Linked DNA regions of Homo sapiens: region 2 is linked to region 1. Evidence: chromatin contacts called from ENCODE Hi-C or POLR2A ChIA-PET data. All regions are on one chromosome and are shown on one strand. Each heading gives the region's core, a stretch centred on a gene start or an enhancer-like site at or near the end of the contact. The rest is flanking DNA. Distances are from core to core; before and after follow the strand shown.

Region 1 (3,843 bases), core at 376-2,875:
GCCCCACTCCCGGCCAGGCGGGAGATGGACCCCTCCCTTGCTCAGTGCCTCCTGGCCGGGGCCCCTCACCCCAAGGGGTCTGTATATACATTTCATAAGGCCTGCCCTCCCATGTTGCATGCCTATGTACTCTACGCCAAAGTGCAGCCCTTCCTCCTGAAGCCTCTGCCCTGCCTCCCTTTCTGGGAGGGCGGGGTGGGGGTGACTGAATTTGGGCCTCTTGTACAGTTAACTCTCCCAGGTGGATTTTGTGGAGGTGAGAAAAGGGGCATTGAGACTATAAAGCAGTAGACAATCCCCACATACCATCTGTAGAGTTGGAACTGCATTCTTTTAAAGTTTTATATGCATATATTTTAGGGCTGTAGACTTACTTTCCTATTTTCTTTTCCATTGCTTATTCTTGAGCACAAAATGATAATCAATTATTACATTTATACATCACCTTTTTGACTTTTCCAAGCCCTTTTACAGCTCTTGGCATTTTCCTCGCCTAGGCCTGTGAGGTAACTGGGATCGCACCTTTTATACCAGAGACCTGAGGCAGATGAAATTTATTTCCATCTAGGACTAGAAAAACTTGGGTCTCTTACCGCGAGACTGAGAGGCAGAAGTCAGCCCGAATGCCTGTCAGTTTCATGGAGGGGAAACGCAAAACCTGCAGTTCCTGAGTACCTTCTACAGGCCCGGCCCAGCCTAGGCCCGGGGTGGCCACACCACAGCAAGCCGGCCCCCCCTCTTTTGGCCTTGTGGATAAGGGAGAGTTGACCGTTTTCATCCTGGCCTCCTTTTGCTGTTTGGATGTTTCCACGGGTCTCACTTATACCAAAGGGAAAACTCTTCATTAAAGTCCGTATTTCTTCTACCTCTGCCTCTTAACCCTTCTGGGAAGCCTATTGTGTACGCCGCGGGCCCTCAGCGGCAGACGGGGAGGCGGGAGGTCGCGGCCGCCCAGGGAAGCTGGGGGTCTGCAGAGTTTGGGTGCGGCAGAGTGGGGCGTTTCGCGCCACCGTCCCCATGGGGATGTCGTGTCCGCAGAGGGGGCTGGCTCCGGGTGGGTCGAGGCGGGAGCCGGGCCTGCCCGGCGCCCCAGCACCGGCCCCCGGGCTACCTGGGCCTCCCGGGTGCGCCTTCGGCTCGCGCGCGCCCCTCCGCGGCGGCTCCACCGCCCGGGATGGTACGGTCCGGCAGCCGGGCCGCGCGCTGCCGCCCCTCGGTGAGCTGGTGTGGGCCGCCGCTAGCGGAGACGACCCTTTCCACTCGCGTGGTGCCGTGGTAAGCCTCGTCCCTCGCCCGCCGCCTGTTTTCAGGCGTAGCGTCTCGTCCGGTCCTTGCTCCCCCTCCCCGCAGCGCTCAGTGGTGGTGGCCGCGACGAGTTCCGGTTCCGGTTGCTGCCGCCGCTGGCGGGCGGCGAGTCTGGAGAGAGCGCGCAGTTTGCGCGGCGGCTCGGCGCTTCCCTGTCGTCGCACTTTGTGGTTGCTGCAGCTCGGGGGCCTGGGCTGCCCCTGACACCCCTTCTGGGCGATGGTGCAGCCCAAGGGCGCCTCCATCCCCCGCCGCTGCCGCTAACCCGGGTCCCCCACTCCATGGCCGCCTCGGCGCCGCCCCCACCGGACAAGCTGGAGGGAGGTGGCGGCCCCGCACCGCCCCCTGCGCCGCCCAGCACCGGGAGGAAGCAGGGCAAGGCCGGTGAGCGCGCTGCGAGGGGCGGGGGCTGAAGAGGCCCAGGACTTGGGAACCTCAGAGGGGAGGGATGGTGGGCGGGGGGTGTTTCACAGTCTGAAGGCTTGAAGGGAGGCTCAGGTGAAAAGGATGGGTGGGTGTAATCCTCCAGGGGTTGGGGGCAGGTGTCACACATTGAGGACTCTAGGGTTTGGAGCCACATGGAATTCAGTACTCACTTGGAGCTTGAGGATATCGAAAGATGGGATATCTTTCATTTAAAGGAAGACGTAGCTGAGAGTATGATCATCTTCACAATCTATTTTTCATATTGCACCCCTTGTTAGCATTTGTTGAATAAATAAGCAAGTATGTATTGACGTTAAAGGAGTTCCTCAGAGCATGGCTGAGAGAAAAGAGGTTGGGGAAACCTCAGGGAAACTTGTCTGCGTCTTCCTTTTGCCGCTCTTCCAGGTCTGCAAATGAAGAGTCCAGAAAAGAAGCGAAGGAAGTCAAATACTCAGGTGAATGGTGGTTGGTGGTGGGTTTGGTTCCCAGCAGCCCCTTGGCGGCACACTGTCTACTCTGCCATTCCAGTATCTGTTTGTATCTTGTATCAGCTGCAGGGAGGAGAGAGAAAACTGTCTTTCTTGCTTTGCTTCTTGTTCTTTCGCTGAACCTTATAACAAGTTTAGGGGAAAGTATCCTCTCCTAAGAGATGATTCGACCAAAGTTCTTACCACGCAGGGTTCCAGTCTCCTCCATGTTTCCTGTCCTGGTTTCCTCCTGATGATAACGTAACACCTACCACTTACTGATCCTTTTTTTAGTGCCAGGGATTGCGCTAACATGCTTTAACAGTTTGGGGAGATAGGCATTATCCCTATTTTACAGATGAGAAATCTGGGGGTTAAAAATGTTAAATACATGCTCCACAGTCTTGAGGTTGTTTTTCAGGGTCAGAGCTGGGATTCCATCCTAGTTCTGCCTGTTTTTAAAACATAGTTACTGCACTATGTTGGTTCCACTCTCCACCCTCTTTTTCTTGTCTTTTTTTTTTTCTTTTTTCTTTTCTTTTCTTTTCTTTTTTTTTTTTTGTAGTAACAGAGACTTGCTGTGTTACTACTCAAACTCATGGGCTCAAGGGATCCTCCTGCCTCGGCTTCCCAAAATGTTAGCATTACAGGTGTGACCCACTGTGCCTGGCCTGTGGTCCATTTTTTTTTTTTTTTTTTTGAGACGGAGTCTTGCTCTGTTGCCCAGGCTGGAGTGCAGTGGTATGGTCTTGGCTCACTGCAAGCTCCGCCTCCTGGGTTCACGCCATTCTCCTGCTTCAGCCTCCCGAGTAGCTGGGACTACAGGCGCCCACCACCACGCCCGGCTAATTTTTTTGTATTTTTAGTAGAGACGGGGTTTCACCGTGTTAGCCAGGATGATCTCGATCTCCTGACCTCGTGATCTGCCCGCCTTGGCCTCCCAAAGTGCTGGGATTACAGGCGTGAGCCACCGCACCTGGCCTGTGGTCCATATTGATTTTAGACCTGAGCTGCCCACAGTATCAGCCTCCAAAATGTGTATTGTGTTGGTAGTGCTCTCTTGGTTTAGCTCTGTGTTTCCCTCCATGACCCTCTTTCCCTCAACTGTTTCTCACTAGGGCCCTGCATACTCACATCTGACGGAGTTTGCACCACCCCCAACTCCCATGGTGGATCACCTGGTTGCATCCAACCCTTTTGAAGATGACTTCGGAGCCCCCAAAGTGGGGGTTGCAGCCCCTCCATTCCTTGGCAGTCCTGTGCCCTTCGGAGGCTTCCGTGTGCAGGGGGGCATGGCGGGCCAGGTACCCCCAGGCTACAGCACTGGAGGTGGAGGGGGCCCCCAGCCACTCCGTCGACAGCCACCCCCCTTCCCTCCCAATCCTATGGGCCCTGCTTTCAACATGCCCCCCCAGGGTCCTGGCTACCCACCCCCAGGCAACATGAACTTTCCCAGCCAACCCTTCAACCAGCCTCTGGGTCAAAACTTTAGTCCTCCCAGTGGGCAGATGATGCCGGGCCCAGTGGGGGGATTTGGTCCCATGATCTCACCCACCATGGGACAGCCTCCCAGAGCAGAGCTGGGCCCACCTTCTCTGTCCCAACGATTTGCTCAGCCAGGGGCTCCTTTTGGCCCTTCTCCTCT
Region 2 (3,843 bases), core at 702-3,201, 730 kb before region 1:
GAGTTGCAAAGGTAGTACAAAGTGCTTTCTTACAATTTTCATTAGAGTTTCCTTAATGTTACATACATATGACCATGGTACAATTTTCAAAATTAAGAAATTAAAGCTGGTACAATACTATTTAAAAATTGCAGACTTTATTTGCATTTCCTCAGCTTTTCTGCTAATGTCTTCTTTCTTTTTTTGAGACAGGGTCTCGCTCTGTCACCTAGGCTGCAGTGTGATGGCGTGATCTCGGCTAACTTTGCAACCTCTTCCTCAATCCTCCTGCTTCAGCCTCCCAAGTAGCTCAGACTACAAGCGTGTGCCACACCTGTCTAATTTTTGTGTCTTTTTGTAGAGATGGGGTTTCACCGTGTTGCCTAAGCTGGTCTCGAACTCCTAGGCTCAAGCAATGCGCCCTCCTCCGCCTCCCAAAGTGCTGAGATTACAGGTGTGAGCCACTGCGCCCAGCCTAATGTCTTCTTTCTGTTACAGGATCCAGTAGAAGATTCCACATCTGGAGATCTTTTCCTTTCTTTATATCTATCACCGACATTACCTACTCTTTAAAAATTTTGTAAAAGGCATAAATTTGAAAAATATATCCTCATTAATCTAAATCAAGTCATTGATACAACTATTTAACAAGACGCCCGGCCTGCTTTGTTTTATTAACGACTTGGAGGGACAGAACACTACCCATTACACCCACAAACGTTATCGACATCAACAGAACTGTAAATGACAACACGGCAATACTCTGCACCTTCCCTATGCCTAGGAGCTAATTCCACTTTACATATATTATTATTTCGTGTGTGTGTGTGTGTGTGTGACGGAGTCTCGCTTTGTCGCCAGGCTGGAGTGCAGTGGCGCGATCTCGGCTCACTGCAACTTCCGCCGCCCGGGTTCAAGCAATTCTCCTGCCTCAGCCTCCCGAGTAGCTGGGGCTACAGGCGCCCGCCACCACGGCCGGCTAATATTTGTATTTTTAGTAGAGACGGGGTTTCACCATGTTGGCCAGGATTGTCTCGATCTCTTCACCTTGTCATCCACCTGCCTCGGCCTCCCAAAGTGCTGGGATTACAGGCGTGAGCCACCGCGCCCAGCCCTATCTTATTATTTCACACACCAACCCTGGAGGCATGTTTGGAGTTGCCTAATTTTTATGTACACTTTTTGATAAGGAACTAACAAAAATAACTTGCTGAAGACAAGGGAAACTGAGTCCAGAACTGAATGAGAAGCACATGGTTTCTTCATCCTCCATCACCAGGCTGTCTAACGAGGCTGAAGTACCATCCATGAGTAAGTGCGTCAAGGGCAAACAAACATCATCGCATATGGACAGTGGTGTGAAATTCGAGAAATCCGAGGAGGGTTAACAACAACAAAAAGCACACCACCACGCCGAACTTCCTCGGGTCCCAGGTTGGCAACTCAACGCCCGGGAGGAATCCCCCCCGGAGGCGCGCCGGTCTACCGGCCTCACTCCCTACCTCCTGGAGGTCCGGAGTCCCGCTCCTTTCCCTCAGCGGTACAATACCCGTGTCGGTCCATTCCCTCACCGTGAGTCGAGGACTAGTTCTCCAGACTAGGCGACCGACACACGCTGCCTGGGGCCGGCTCCAAAGCGCCCGTCCTGAGACTGCAAAAAAGGGTCGGGTCATCCGGCAGGAAACGACTCAACGCGCAGCCGCCGCGGCCTCCAACCACCGGCCGGCAGAGGGGCGCTAGGCCGCCCTCGATCCCCTCGCCGCGGTCCCATGGAGGAGGAGGCGAGCCGCAGCGCCGCGGCGACGAACCCAGGGAGGTAGGTTGTCATGGGACTCGGCCGGCCACCCTGGCAATTCCAGTCAAACGGCAAGCCAGACTCGCTTTGCCGGTCCCTTCCTCTCCTGCCCCTGCAGCCGCCAGGAATGGAACAGTCCCGCGGTGGGGACTGTGGGAGGCGCACGCGCGAGGAGTGTAGGGTGGGGGTGCTGGCGGCGGCTGCTTTGGCGGCGGTTGGTGGCCGTGCGGGCGGGGAGGGAGGGGGAGGAGAGAAGAGGAGGTGGAGAAGGCTTGGGCTCGCGCCGCTGAAGGTACGCGTGAGGGCCTGCGCTGGAGCCGGCTTGACAGGGTCTGAGGGGGAGTGGAGAACTGGGCGAGGAGGTTCCCGTGGGTGAGCGCGTACGGGATGGCTGGCTCGCAGGACGGCCGAAGGTGGTGGTTGGTGGGAGCAGCCAGCGACGAGCCCGTAGACACTCGTACGCGTGCGGGCTGACGTGCGCGCTACATGGCCGGAGTCGGGCGAAGCGGGGGACCGTGGGGAAGAACGCGAGGAGGGAGGAGTGGGAGGTTGGGGGTGTCGCTAGGCGCCCTTAGCTCCCTCCCTCTGGAGGAGCTGCCGCGGCCACTCTGCTGCCGCCGCTGCCGCCGCCATTTTGGGTTCGCTTTGCGAGGGGAAACGATCCCAGTGTCGGTTGCGGGATCCGCCTCCTCTCAGTTTGCCCCTTTAGCCCTCCACCTTTCCCTTCTCCTCTCTCGCATTTCCGCCAGTCGGCTTACCCGCTGGCCGCCTCCTGACAAGCGGGAGGGATCCGCGGTGGACCCAGGGAAGCGGAGGAGCCTGGCGGCCACCCCCTCTTCCTCACTTCCCTGTACTCTCATCGCTCTCGGCCTCCGACACGGTGAGTAGAACGATTTGGGCCGGCATTCGGGCCTAAGCACTCTCTCAGCGATTGAATCCTGGGCTTTCTGGGAGCCACTGTCATCTCCCGGACCTGGACCTCTGGGAGAGCAGTGGTGAAGATGGGGGAGGGGAGAGCAGGGAGGGGGATCCTGAGCCTACCGGGAAGTCCCTCCAGGCGGGGTGAAGGGGTGTCCCTGACAGGCAGACTCCCGGAGGGGGCTGGGAAGTAAGCGAGTGGAGGCGGAGTCGGCTGTGCCCCTGACAGGTTAGTTTGTGTTTGTAGGCATGATCGGAGCCTCCCCCATAGTCCAGTTTGTGTGTGTTTAATTAAGGGATAAGAGTGGTCGAGGACACGATCTTGAGAGGGGATTTTACCTGTGTGACAAGGTCTGTGGTGTCCCTGCCGCGTTGAACGGTATGTGGGAACGACAGGATGATCTCAGTGTTGTACGTTTAATAAATGTCACTGGTTAGTTTGTACATGGAAAGAGATGTTTTTGGTCTAGCAGACAGATGGTCTGTTGGTGTGTAGCGGCTGTGTTGGTGTGTGTATGTGAGGATGGCAAGTGTTTCCGTAAGAGTTTGCCTTTATTTGTGTAAGTGTAATGGAGTTCCCCTTATAAGTTAGCTTATTTCTTGAATAAATGTTGGGAGGTTCCTTGCAGGTTGATATGTGTGTGTATTTTAGGGATTGGGAGCCCCTAGTTACTTGTTGGGAAAGAGCGGCAATGGTAGTGTTCTGTACAGCATGTGTCTGTGAGGTCAGGGAGGGGAGAAACTTGGCATAGCCAGTTGTGGTCTTAAGAATAGTTTGTGCCTTTGGTTAGAGTGAGTTGTGTAAATGTGAAGGGCCAAAATATCTTTAACAGAATCATTGCTACAAAGCTGTAAAGAATGGGTGGCCTTATTTGTTGTCGCGGGTTTATAGTAATAGTTTACAATACAATAAGAAAGCTCTTTCAGTTTCTTTGTGATACTGAATCTCTGTGAAAATGGTAGGATGCTTTCTTCCATTTTACAAAATAGGAAATTTAGGCATAAGGAGAGAACTTCTCCAAGGCCGCATGTTAAATTGGTGACAAAGTTGGAACTGTAACTCCCATATTTTCACTACTACTGCAGCAGTATATTCAGCATACCATGGTGCCTCAGGAAGTCTTTGTCGGCAAATCTGAGTATGCTGGAAA

Evidence for each region. A loop is a pair of places that touch in the nucleus more often than their neighbours do. ChIA-PET counts read pairs that join two places held with the same protein, here RNA polymerase II (POLR2A). Pooled maps may share reads with other maps.
Region 2: a map of breast epithelium shows a loop between it and region 1 (8-fold over the local background). The contact joins the promoter of YY1AP1 here to the promoter of PYGO2-AS1 in region 1. A Hi-C loop is called at or near these places in 1 of 168 maps with a recorded cell type or tissue (breast epithelium) and 9 of 50 pooled maps. POLR2A ChIA-PET finds 5 or more read pairs at or near these places in 1 of 52 experiments (activated CD4-positive, alpha-beta T cell).

Annotation. Positions count from the first base shown.
Region 1 is chr1:154,959,320-154,963,162 of GRCh38, reverse strand. PYGO2-AS1 (PYGO2 and SHC1 antisense RNA 1) reads right to left here and starts at 1,625. Exons shown (of 1, transcript NR_171036.1): 1 at 540-1,625. It overlaps PYGO2 (pygopus family PHD finger 2), which reads left to right and starts at 1,381. Exons shown (of 3, transcript NM_138300.4): 1 at 1,381-1,689; 2 at 2,137-2,186; 3 at 3,317-3,843. The coding sequence starts at 1,587. SHC1 (SHC adaptor protein 1) reads left to right here. Exons shown (of 12, transcript NM_001130040.2): 12 at 1-865. RefSeq lists enhancers at 294-1,033, 1,034-1,774, 3,379-3,843 and silencers at 916-1,325, 1,376-1,835.
Region 2 is chr1:155,686,882-155,690,724 of GRCh38, reverse strand. It overlaps YY1AP1 (YY1 associated protein 1), which reads left to right and starts at 1,951. Exons shown (of 11, transcript NM_139119.3): 1 at 1,951-2,066; 2 at 2,524-2,654. It overlaps DAP3 (death associated protein 3), which reads right to left and starts at 1,634. Exons shown (of 13, transcript NM_004632.4): 1 at 1,551-1,634. It also overlaps the pseudogene LOC124904430. RefSeq lists enhancers at 1,486-1,535, 1,911-2,545 and a silencer at 2,026-2,075.